3 separate regions of the Homo sapiens genome follow, and all the other regions are linked to region 1. The links are chromatin contacts, found by Hi-C or POLR2A ChIA-PET in ENCODE. All regions are on one chromosome and are shown on one strand. The core of a region is the stretch at or near the end of the contact, and the rest is flanking DNA. Distances in the headings are between cores, read along the strand shown. Region 1 holds the start of RIMBP2 (RIMS binding protein 2). Region 2 holds the start of STX2 (syntaxin 2). Region 3 overlaps STX2 (syntaxin 2).

The links. A loop is a pair of places that touch in the nucleus more often than their neighbours do. ChIA-PET counts read pairs that join two places held with the same protein, here RNA polymerase II (POLR2A). Pooled maps may share reads with other maps.
Region 2: a loop to region 1 is called in a pooled map, with 2.0 times the contacts of the local background. The contact joins the promoter of STX2 here to the promoter of RIMBP2 in region 1. A Hi-C loop is called at or near these places in 1 of 50 pooled maps. POLR2A ChIA-PET finds 5 or more read pairs at or near these places in 2 of 52 experiments (AG04450 and Panc1).
Region 3: a pooled map shows a loop between it and region 1 (2.8-fold over the local background). The contact joins the enhancer-like site here to the promoter of RIMBP2 in region 1. A Hi-C loop is called at or near these places in 1 of 37 single-sample maps with no recorded cell type and 2 of 50 pooled maps. POLR2A ChIA-PET finds 5 or more read pairs at or near these places in 1 of 52 experiments (Panc1).

What each region holds. Positions count from the first base shown.
Region 1 is chr12:130,714,508-130,718,367 of GRCh38, reverse strand. It overlaps RIMBP2 (RIMS binding protein 2), which reads left to right and starts at 2,069. Exons shown (of 23, transcript NM_001393629.1): 1 at 2,069-2,146.
Region 2 is chr12:130,837,586-130,841,445 of GRCh38, reverse strand. STX2 (syntaxin 2) reads left to right here and starts at 2,196. Exons shown (of 11, transcript NM_194356.4): 1 at 2,196-2,376. The coding sequence starts at 2,347. RefSeq lists silencers at 1,993-2,502, 2,573-2,632.
Region 3 is chr12:130,817,197-130,821,056 of GRCh38, reverse strand. The region is part of intron 3 of STX2 (syntaxin 2); the gene reads left to right. Among named protein-coding and RNA genes, the nearest start is that of STX2, 20 kb to the left of the region's middle. RefSeq lists a silencer at 1,767-2,006. Within about 2 kb of position 2,241, at least 20 of the 41 ENCODE cell types and tissues checked have a DNase peak (open chromatin) inside an H3K27ac peak, as active enhancers do.

The DNA.
Region 1 (3,860 bases), core at 820-3,319:
TGGGTCAGTGGGGCCCAATTCACAGGCACTTTCTACGGTCTTTTCATATGTTTTTATGGAGGTAAAGTTCACATCACATAAAATTAACCATTTTAAAGTAAACAATTCAGCGGCATTTAATACATTCACAGTCTTGTGCAACTGCCACCTCTCTCTTGTTCCAATGTGTTCTCACCACCCCAAAAGGAAACCCCACTCCAGTAAGGAGTCACTCCTCATCTCCTCTCCTCCTAGCCCTCAGCAACCACCAGTCTCCTTTCTGTCTCTATGAATTCGCCTATTTTGGATATTTCATAAAAATGGGCTCATACGATAGATGGGCTTTGTGTCTGGCTTCTTTCCCCAGCATGGTGCTCTCAAGGTCCATCCATGTGGTAGCAGGAATCACATACTCCATTCCTTTTTCCTGGCTGAATAATATTGCATTGTATGGATATGCCACATTTTGTTTCCCCATTCATCCATTGATGGGCACTTGTGTCATTTCTACCCTTTGGCTGTTGAGAGCAGCGCAGCTGTGAACATGTGTGTACGAGTATCTGGTAACCAGTCCCTTCCACGATTTTCTGCAGTCTTGTAGTTTCTGTGACCTGATAACTCTGCTGCAGGGTGAAAAGGAATCATCTGTGGTTTGCCACCTACTCCTGGATACAGCACGTATCTCTTTGTTCCATGCACAGAGGCTGGGGCCACTCTACACGGGGCTTGAAAGAAGCCTCCAGTCTTGCAGCCAAATTCAGAGGCATATAATTCAGAAGCCTATCCGGGAGGCCAAAATGAGTCCTGACTGGGAAAACTCGCTGGACCCGTCTGCCACAGTGTTGAAAAAGTTGTCTTGGGAAGAGGTTTCCTCTGGCTGTCTAGGTTTGAGACCTTTGCGATTCCTTTAAGATCACAAGCAAAACCACGGTGATGGTAGGATGTGTTGGTTTTACTAAGGAGCCCATTTTTTAAAAAACTTGTAAAGTGAGCCTTAATTGGAGAAGCAACAGAAAGCACCTCGGGACAAGTCCTTCCTTTTTGTACAAAGGACCCGTGGTGAGCCCTTCCTTGGAATTCTCGTGTCCTACACTCGAGTCTTGTCCCTGCACAGGGCCATCATTAGTAGGAGCCCTCAGAGCCTCAATTAGGGTATGTGGAGCCCAAAATACCAAAGGGGCTTTCCTCCGCATGAGCTATCTTATTCAGCACCTTTCAGTAACAAGCCATGGGATTTTTACCCCAGGGAAGGAAGCAAGTGTGTGAAGTCCGTGCGTGTTTCCCAGGGTTTTTTCCCTCCTGCACCACCCGGTTGCTAGGTAGCGGGTATATCTGTGCCACCACCTGAAGTTCTGTGGGAAGGGGGAATCTGCGGGGCCACTGGAGGCTTGGGGTGGGGAGGGGAGCCGGACAGGAGAGCAAAGACCCAGGCAGCTTGGGTCGCTCCTCTTCATCACTTAATTCTGAGGGCGCTTGAGTTTCTGAGCTTCCTGGAGTAGAGCCCAGGGCAGCTTTTACTTTGATGTGCTGATCGGTTGCCTGTCGGTTGCAGGAGACCCCCGGCCTCCTGCAGGGAAGATCCTGTGCTGTTTTCCCAGGGATGGAGAGAAAAGCACCAACCCCAAGCCCCGCATGGCTGAGAGCTGTTTGCCTCCATCTCTGTCCGAGCTTTTCACCACAGCTCTGTGAAAGAAACTGGCAGTGAGGGGTATAGCCATCTTGGTGTGTGTATGCGCACGTGTGTGTGCATGTGTATTTGTGTGTGTGTGTGTGTGCGTTCAAACACTGACGTTTCAGAGGCTCTGGTTACTGCTGCATGGCGGATGATCCTCTCTCTCTCCCTCTCTCTCCCTCCCTCTCTCCCTCTCGACCTGCTTGCCTGCCTGCAGAAAACTAATGAATCATGTCTAGCTGAATGCAAGCAGTGCAGACACACCAATGCCCTGCAATGTTGACTGGGCGCCGCCTCTGCCTGCCTCTCGCTCCCTGTCTCTCCCTCTGCTGCTCCCTCCCTCCCTCTCTCCCTCTCCCCCTCCTCCCTCCCTCCTTCTCTCCCTCTCCCCCTCCTCCCTCCCTCCGTCTCGCCCCCAGTTTGTAATCTGACACAGTACACTGCAGTTGTCTCCGAGGTGAACCTCCGGAGCCTTGGCACAGCTCGCTTCTAAAGGTAGGCTGAGATTTATTTTTTTCTCCTAAAAATAGCTTCCCGTCTCCCCTCGCCTTTCTGCACCCGAGCTGCAGCGGCGTTGATCACAGGGGGTTAGCCGGAAACTCTTTGCCCAGACAAAGTTTATCTTGCAGCGGATGGAGAATGCCCTTCAGCGTGGGGTCCGGGGGCGCTGGGTGCGGGGAGCAGCGGCTCGCCCTGCTGGCATGTCGGTGCTGCTTGGAATTCAGGATCGTCTCGGAAGGGAAGGGCTGACGGGCTTCTTCCTGGGTGCCGGGTGTCAGCTGCAGGGGTGCTGTGGCTCTGTCATGGCCCCCACCCCAGGCTTTTAAGAAAGGCCCCTCCAGGCAAAGTTTGGCACCCGATGGACACGGCCCCGCTCGCCTGGGGAGTGCGCCCCAGGCTTCTCAGACAGCAGCGGCTCAGGGCCTGGACTTGTCTTCTTGGGGGCGGGGTGGAGGGGGGGAAGGGGACGTGGGACAAACACATCAGAGTCCCCAGCTCGGCTCAGGTGCAAATGCACAAAGCCCGCAGGCTGCGCCCAGGAATCTGTCAATTCACGTCCCATGGACTGACTTGAATAATGTGTTTGTCAAAACAGATGTTCCCCGGCAGAGTGTGTGCGTGCATGCGTGTGCCTGTGTGAGCAGTGTGCGCGGGCTGCTGGCCGGGGGCAGACTCTCCCAGTGGAAACCGTATTTCACCGGGAAAGGCAGCGCGTACGGGACCACCCGCCCAGGAGCTTAGGTCTGGGTAGGTCCAGGTGGGGGCCCGGACATCTGTCAGCAGAGGCCTCGGTGGAAGCAGCCTCCCTCCTGTCCCCGGGGAGCGCACGCTGGCTGAGGTCGGGGTGGCGGCTGGCCGGAGGGAGGGAGGACTGCTTCACCTCCCGGCCTGGTCACTGGCCCCGGGGGAGGCGGGGGTGCTGGCTCCGTGCCTGCGTGGCCTCTGGGTCCCTGGAGGTTCTTAGGGTGAGTGAGGAGGGAGGGAAGGGGACCCTGTCCAGCCCCATATTTCTCTCACGGAGGAGCCCTGAAGGAGACTCTGCTCACAAGGGTGAAAACCCCACTTCGTCCAGGGAAGGGAAATGTCACAGATGGAGCAGGCCTGAGAGGAGGGAGAGCGGCTCCCTCTGAAAATGGAAGATCGGTGGGAAGAGGAGGTGTCCGGGCTCTGGGCCCTGCGGCAGGCCAGGCTGCTGGGCTCTGAGCAGGAGTGGGCAGGGGAGGGGAGCTGGCGTGCAGGCTCACTCACCCGGTTTCTAAGGGGAACAGTGGGGGAAGGCTCTAAAAAATCACCACCTCCCCCACGCACATGGCCCCTCCCTGGCTCCCTCCCAGCCTTGCTGGGCTGTCCGGGAATCAGCTTCAGACTCATCCCCCGCTGGGCTGTGGGGTCTTGGCTTGTCCTGTGAGACATGATCCCAAGCTCCCAGTGGGATGGGCAGGGTCTGACCGGCTCCGGAGGTTCCCTGGGGGCACGGTGTGAGGGGAAGGCCGGCGGGCACCCCTTCTGCAGTGGGGGGTGGTGGGGCGTGCCTGGGGTCGAGGGCTGTGCCGTGGCCATATGGCAGCCGCCTGGGGCCCAGAGTGGAGCCCTTCCAGGTTATTTCAGGGAAGGCGCTGGCAGCGGCTATTCCCCCGTGCCCCTTCCTAGAGGATGGCAAACTGGGTCAGGGAGAGGGTGGCACTGCCCACGTGCCCGGGAGACAGGA
Region 2 (3,860 bases), core at 947-3,446, 120 kb before region 1:
TCCTCCTCAGCTTACGAAGATGATGGGATTAAGAGATTAAAGTAAAGACAGGCCTAGGAAATCACAAGGGTATTGACTGGGGAAGTGATAAGTGTCCATGAAATCTTCACAATTTATGTTCAGAGATTACAGTAAAGACAGGCATAAGAAATTATAAAAGTATTAATTTGGGGAACTAATAAATGTCCATGAAATCTTCATAATTTATGTTCTTCTTCCATGGCTTCAGCCGGTCCCTCCATTCAGGGTCCCTGAATTCCCACAACGATTATTCACAACTTCATTTTTTTTCTCTGGCAGGATAAGGAAAGTTTTGAGGTTGGGCATGGTGGGCTCATGTCTGTGGTCCCTGTGCTTTTGGAGGCTGAGGTGGGAGGATTACTTGAGCCCAGGAGTTCAAGGCGGCAGTGGACTATGACCATGCCACTGCACTCCAGTCTGGGAGACAGAATAAGACTCTGTCTCAAACAAACAAACAAACAAACAAAAAGTTTTGGTTGCCAATTCAACACCATCCAGCTGCTGCCAATATTATCATATGTTTTTGAAAAATCCACTGGGAGAGAGGGAGAAACGAGGGAGGGCCCAGTATTTACCAGAGAGGGAGAATTAAAATGGTGGTGGCAGAGGCAAGAAGGCCGAAAGAAAAGCACTTGCCTGTTGCGGGGTCCAGGAGGCATTCTGGTGGGGAAGTTCAGGATATGGAGAGAAAAAACATATCTTTTTTTTTTTTTTGGAGACGGAGTCTCGCTTTACTGTCCAGGCTGGAGTGCAGTGGTGCGATCTTGGCTCACTGCAAGCTCCACCTCCCGGGTTCAAGCAATTCTCATGCATCAGCCTCCTGAGTAGCTGGGATTACAGGTGCCCGCCACCACACTCACCTGGACAACTGGCTGTCAAGACCTTCCATCGGGTAACAGAACCACATCACACCTAGAACCAAGTCCAAAACGTCCTGTTTTTTAATGTGTAGCCTGTTGCTCTCAAGCAGATTTCTTAGCGCTGCCTTCTGGTCAGACCAAAGCCACCTCCTCCAGGAGGCAGTAAAGACTTTAACCTTGTTTAAAAACAAATCTGGCCTTGCCTTCTCCTCCTGGAAGGCAATCTTTGTTTGCCTGGGAGTCTTCGGCTAGCCAGAGAGTAACAGTGTGATTTATGGTGGGGGCTTAGGGTTACATGGATATCACTTAACCAAGAGGCTGAGATCAAGCATGAAAGCAATCAAACAATCAATCAATCATGCACATGCAATGGAGCCCAGTAAACGTTCTGCACACTGTGGCTCAAGTGAGCTTCCCTGGCTGGCAGTACTTCGTGTGTAAGGCCACACATCAGTGCAGGGCAAGTAATGAGGCCTGACTACACAGGGAGAGGACCACGGGAGGACCTTGAAGCTGCACGCCGTAATCCCCAGACTCCCCCTCTGCCCTTCTTCCTTGGCTGATGTTAATCCGTATCATTTTCCTGCTAAGAAACCATAGTTGTGAGTACAGTAGTTTTTAGTGTATTCTGTGATTCCTTCTAGCAAATTATGGAACTTGAAGGTGGTTTTGGAAACCGCCAGAATTTGCCGTTGGTGTCAGAGGTGATAATGGTCTTGGGGACTGTTCCCCCAACCTGGGTAGTTCACCTAAGCTCCTGCACCTTCATGACGACCTCTCTGCCAGTTCCGTGCCCATGCCCTTACTTTCTTTTCTCATCTATCATTTATTTGTCTGTGTCTGTATTGCCTGTTTCTCCTGCCAGAATGGTATCCCAGGGCTGGGCCTGCGGACGCTCTTCCCGTTACCGCCCCCTGCCGTGTTATGCTCCGTAAGCATCATGTGTGGTACACGATCTCTTCTCCTTCATTCACACCCGAGGCTGCGCGTGGACCCTTAAAGAGAAGGTTCGGCATATGTATTACCCAAAGCTGCACCCAGCACATTCCGGGAGCTTTGCTCTTTTGTCACTATTCGTTGAATGCTCTATATTTTGATAAATAAAACAATGAGTGTGAAAGCATAAAAGCAGATCAAGGGACAAACAGCACGTGTAGCGGAACTGCCAGCCTGGGGCTCGGCCGGACCCCGCCCCTCCCCGCCTAGGCCCCGCCCCCAGGCCCCGCCCCTCCGGGCTCCCGCTGGAAAGCGCTGCCGCCGTGTGGGTGGGTGCGGGGCGCGGCGCGGGCCGGGCATGCGCAGAGCGCGCGGGGCGCGGTTGCCGTGGCAGCGCCGGCTCCAGGGAGGGCTGCTGGCGCCGGGCCGGGACCGCGGGGCCTGAGGCGGAGACCGGAGAGCCCGAGGCCCGGCCGGAGGCAGCTCGGGACAGGCTTGAGCGGCGGGGCGCGCTGCCCGGCCGGCGGGGATGCGGGACCGGCTGCCAGACCTGACGGCGGTGAGCGGCAGCCGCGGGTAGCGGTTCAGGCCCGGCCGGGGCGGCGTCTGGAGGGCGGGCGGGGGCTCGGGGCGTCTTGGGCGGGGCTCCGGGAGGGTCCCCAGGGCGGGGATCTCCGGCGTTCTGGGGCGGGGGCTGCGGGCAGGGTCTCAGGGAGTCCTGAGCGGGGACTGCTGGTGGGGTCCCCAGGGCGGGGGTCCCGGGAGTCCTAGGGTGGGGGCTCCGGGCGGGGTCCCCAGGGCTTCCTGGGCGGAGTCCTCAGGGCGGGTTGGGGCAGGAGGAGGGAGCGGGGAAGGTCCCGGCCTCGACCCCCTCTTCGAGCGTGGCTCCCTGTCCGTCACTCCGCTTGGCGGATTGTATCTGGCGCTTACCCAGCCGGAGCCCACTGGCCTAACTGTGGTCCGCCCCACGGGGTCCCCGCAGCTGGCGTCAGCCCCGGGGAGCAGGCCGGGTCCTCTTGGTCGCTGCTTTATCCCTGGGGCTTCACAAAGGACTGTGCACCAAGCGGGAGGCAACAGATGGGTGTGAAATGTGGGCACCTTAGAGTGCTGGGTGCTTGGGGTGGGGCGAGCGCGAACAGCAGCTTGTGTCTGATCTCCCAGTAGTTTGCTTTGGAAACTGGGACCGTGTGTTGACTCTGAACGCACCTTACGCGCCCAGCAGCCGGGCACACAGCAAGTTACTGTTTACTTTAGCAAGGGAAAAGCAGGTCACTAAAAATTTTGGAAGGATTTCGATGCATTCTACACGTGTAAAGGTGACAGGACTGTGCATGGTGCAGTGACAGCGGAATGATAGTGATGGTCGTGCACTTTCCAAGCTTGTCTAACCCAGGACGGCTTAGGCCAGCAGAAGTAGTTATGACTTTTTCCCTTTACAATACAGGTACTAATTCATGCTACGTGTGTGCACAGATAGAGCCTCTGGTCTCTAAATTGTTGGCAGCCTCAGAACAGGGGTGCTAAGGCCCACAGCCCTACGACACCCACTGCATGTAATGAATTATTCTCTCTCCTCTGCTGCTAGAATGGAGCTGTTATGTACCCCCGAGTGGGAGAATAGAGAAAAGAGCCACTTAAATCATTATCTGTGTTCTGTGGTTCAGATGAGGAGCTCTGGTTGAGAAAGGCAATGATTTCATCCTTAGGATCATGGAAATTATGCTTTATATTCATTCCAAGGAAGTTTCTTCACGGTGATTTTTCCTTTTTTATTAATGGACAAATATTCCCTGTGTTCCGCAGATCAATATCATCTTAAACACAGCAAATTATAGTTGTGTTGTCTTGCCCGATGGATTATCTTTCAGTGCCGTGTAGTAGGAGCTCAGGTATTTATTTAATGAAGAAAAGCTGTGGCTCACTCCTGTAATCCCAGCAGTCTGGGAGATCAGGGTGGGGGCATCACTTGAGCCCAGGTATTGGAGACCAGCTTGGGCAACACAGGGAGACACTGTTTCTCGAAAAAAATTAAAAAATTAGCAG
Region 3 (3,860 bases), core at 992-3,491, 100 kb before region 1:
CTCCTCATTGGGAGAAAAGACATGATTTTAAATTAACTCAGCGTTAGGGGCGTGGGAGCTATAGAGAAGAGAGTTTCATTGCTCTGGAATGATAAATATTGAAAGCTTTACAGGGGACATGGATCTGAGCAAGCCAGAGATTACAAATAGGAGTCCACACATCATGGTGGGGGGAGTTACTATGTTAACAACGTTGAGTCTTTGAATCCATGAAAATGGCCCCTACCTCCACGACACAGGCCGCCTTTAATGCCGGTCTGTGCGGTGCTGTGGGTTCCGAGGAGGGTCGCGCACATCTTTCGTTGTATTTATTCCTAGGTAGTCAATGTTTTGATGTTAATGCAAGTCGTATGTACTTTATTTTTTATTTATCTATTTTTTTTTTTATTTTGAGACGGAGTCTCACTCTGTCACACAGGCTGGAGTGCAGTGGCACAGTCTCGGCTCACTGCAACTTCCGCCTCCCGGGTTCAAGCGATTCTTCTGCCTTGGCCTCCTGAGTAGCTGAGACTACAGGTGCCCACCACCACGCCCAGCTAATTTTTGTATTTTTAGTAGACATGGGATTTCACCATATTGGCCAGGCTGGTCTTGAACTCTTGACTTTTGTGATCCACCTGCCTCGGCCTCCCAAAGTGCTGGGATTTCAGGCATGAGCCACCGTGCCCAGCCGTATCTACTTTAAATGTCATTTTCTCTGTTTGTTGTTGGTATATAGAAATACAATGATTTTTGCATATTGGCCTTGTACCCCTTGCCTAATCAGTTATTAATTCTGATATTCTCTGTAGCTTATGTTGGATTGTCTCTGTACCCAGTCATGTAATTGTGAATAAATAGTGACCGTTTTTTCCTTGCAGCTCTTATGCTTGTTAGTTTTAACTGATTTATTTAGCTGACCTCCAGTACAGTATTGAATAGAAGTGGTGATGGGGGCACATGTATTCTTGGTCTTGGAGGAAAGTTGCCAGCAAATACATTTTTTGTTGGAATATTACTTAGTGTAGCCGTACGTTGAAAAAATAAGAAAGTAGTATTAAATTGAAAAAGTGCATTTTAAAATTTTATGTATCTTGTAAAATAATATTCTGAGCCTCTGTTTATGCCCTCTCAGTGACTCAGAAGTGTGTTTCCCAAAATGTTTCTGGAGCCGCCGTCTCATGAGCTAGTCCGTGCAGCCAGGGTGCTGCCTGCGGCCAGATCTTTCCGGGGACCTCTTCGTGCCGTCGCCCAGCCCCTCTTGGGAAGTTGCAGTACCCGTAGAATAATCAAGGCTCTGAGAAGGCTTCCTAGAAGGAAGCCTGTTTAGCTTTGTTTAGTGTTTCACACATTTATTTGCCCGTAGGACCTTTTATGTAACATCTGTTAACATCATGCTTAATGCTTAGGGAAATTATATTTGAATAAGTATCCGCATTTTTTTTTGAATAATTTACCTCCAAAACATTTTTGCTGCCAAGTCATAGCAGAGAGAACTATTTTTTGAGTAAATTTAGAACTGTTACTGTTTCATGATAGTCCCTTTTGGGCTCTAAAGAAAACCATTGCTTTTTTGTGTTTTGTTTTGTGACAGAGTGTGAACCAAAATGTAGGCAGCAGCCTCCAGCCGCTTCCTTGGTCAGTCTTTAAAAAGCAAAATGCAGTGATTCCTCTCTCCCAGTGATGGGCCCGGGGTAACGCAGAGAGGGACAGGCTCTTGGCCTTCCCGCCTTGTTCCTAAAGGAAGAGGGGAGGGTGGGAGGGAGGAAGGGGGACTACTGTGCTCCGCCTCCCGCGTGTCTCCCTATTCTCGGGCAGGCGCTCTGCTTAGGTCCCGGTGAGCAGGGCGATCCCCGGGCTGCTGCCCTCCCGGAGGTCCCCCGTCAACCTCAGGACCCGGGGCAGGGCTGGGCACGGCGGCCGCCAGGTGGCGCCAGAGGCAGCCGGTCCTGGGCGGGTCCCCGGTCCCAGCACCGCCCGCGCCGCGCCACCTGCAGCCGCGGATCCCAGGGCAGAGAGGTGGACGAAGGACCTTTTACCTGCATTTTTCTTTTTTCACTTTCTACTTTTGTATTATTTCTTTTTTCTTTTGTATTAAAAGAGCGTCTTTGCAAAACGTAGAAATTTCAGGCCCTCCAAGACGCGGATCCAGCCCTGCAGGAGCATGAAGTGTGTGTGATTCTGGTTTGGGTTTTAGTGACGACGAGGCTGGGATTCCCCCTGCAGGACGGCGGGGATTTGATTCGCTCCTGCAGTCAGCCGTCAGCCTGGCTTGCACCCTGTGTTCGGGTGCGGTCGTCCTTGCGGCTGCGCACGCTCCCGTTTTCTCTGCTTCCTGTTCCCTCAGCCGTTCCCTGGGGCTCCGCTCCGAATGCGCTGGGGCAGCGTCTGCACCGTCTGCACCGTCTCCATCGTCTCCATCTCCAGCGCCGCCTGCTCCCGTGCATTCTGTGCTTTTCCGCGGGAAATCAGACTCATGGAGACCCGGCTCCTTGTGCGGAGGCCCCTGAGGCCCTGGAGGAAGCCGCGCCTCTGTGGCTCTGGATTCAGATCCTGTCCCACCGGTTATCCCTGTGTGGCCTTGGACGCATCACTTAACCTCTCCCGGGGCAGTTCCCACACGTGTGAAATGAGCTAGTGGTGGCATCTGCCTTCCAGTGCTGTTGTGATTCTTCCTCCCCCGCCCTCTCCCCCCCACCCTCCAGAGGAGTCTCCCTGTGTCGACCAGGCGAGAGTGCAGCTGCGTGATCTCAGCCCACTGCCACTGCAGGCTCAGCCTCCTGGGCTCAGACAGTCCTCCCACTGCAGCCTCCCGAGTAGCTGGGATTACAGGTTTATGCCACCACGCCCAGATAATTTTATATATATATATATATATATATATATATATATTTTTTTTTTTTTTTTGTAGAAACAGCGTTTCTCACTGTGTTACCCCTCTCCTGTCCCCTCCCCTGCAGGGCATGGGGACAGCTCACGGGGCCTTCTCCCTTCAGAAACGAAGCCGCGCGTACTCCCCGTAAGGAGCTGCGTGGCCAGGCTCCGGCATCCCCTCCCACTGCAGGGCCTTCCTGGGGAGTCTTGGCTCCGGGACCCCTGCCCTGCTTCAGCCCAGCTGCCCCCACCACAGGCTGGGACCACCCCACCCGAGGCCTTCCTGCCCTTGCGGTTCCTCTCCCCTTCCTTCTTACCTCCTTCAGTGAAGATTCGCTATTATCTGAAATTATCCTCAGTTTAGTATTATTCTCGAAGGATATTTTCACTGAGTAGAAGATTCTAGTTTAGAAGTTGTTTTCTTTCACCACTCTGAAGATTTAAAACATATTTTTCCAGTGTCTTTTGGCTTTACTTTTTTTTTTTGTCAGCTAATTAGAGCTTTTAAGATATTTGGTTTTTGGTCTTTGGTTTTAGCAGTTTTACTGTGAAGTTTTGAGATGTGGTTTTCGTTTTCTTTTTCCCTCTTCTTATAAGGCTTCTTGAGTCTTTGGACTGACGTTTTCTGGCTGTGTTTTTGAAAAACTTTGGCCATTACTTCTTCAAGTAGCATCCTTGCTCCGTTTTCTGTCATCTCTCTTTGCGGCTGGAATTGTATGTCTTTAGAGCGTTTCAGTGTATCCTTTCTGTCTCTCCTCTTTTGTTCTCTATTTTTCATCATTTTTTCTCTATATATTTTATTTTGAAAATGTTTTCCCTGACTTATCGTTTGATTTCTCTTCAGCGATTGTCTTTCAGGTCAGGGAATCTTTCTTCATCTATGGAATTATTTTTGGATTGGTTTTAACTCCTAGAATTCCACTTGGTTCCTTTTAATACTGTCCTATTCTCTGACAAAATTTATGATCTTACATTTTATCTCTTTGAATGTAATTGTTTTAACGTCT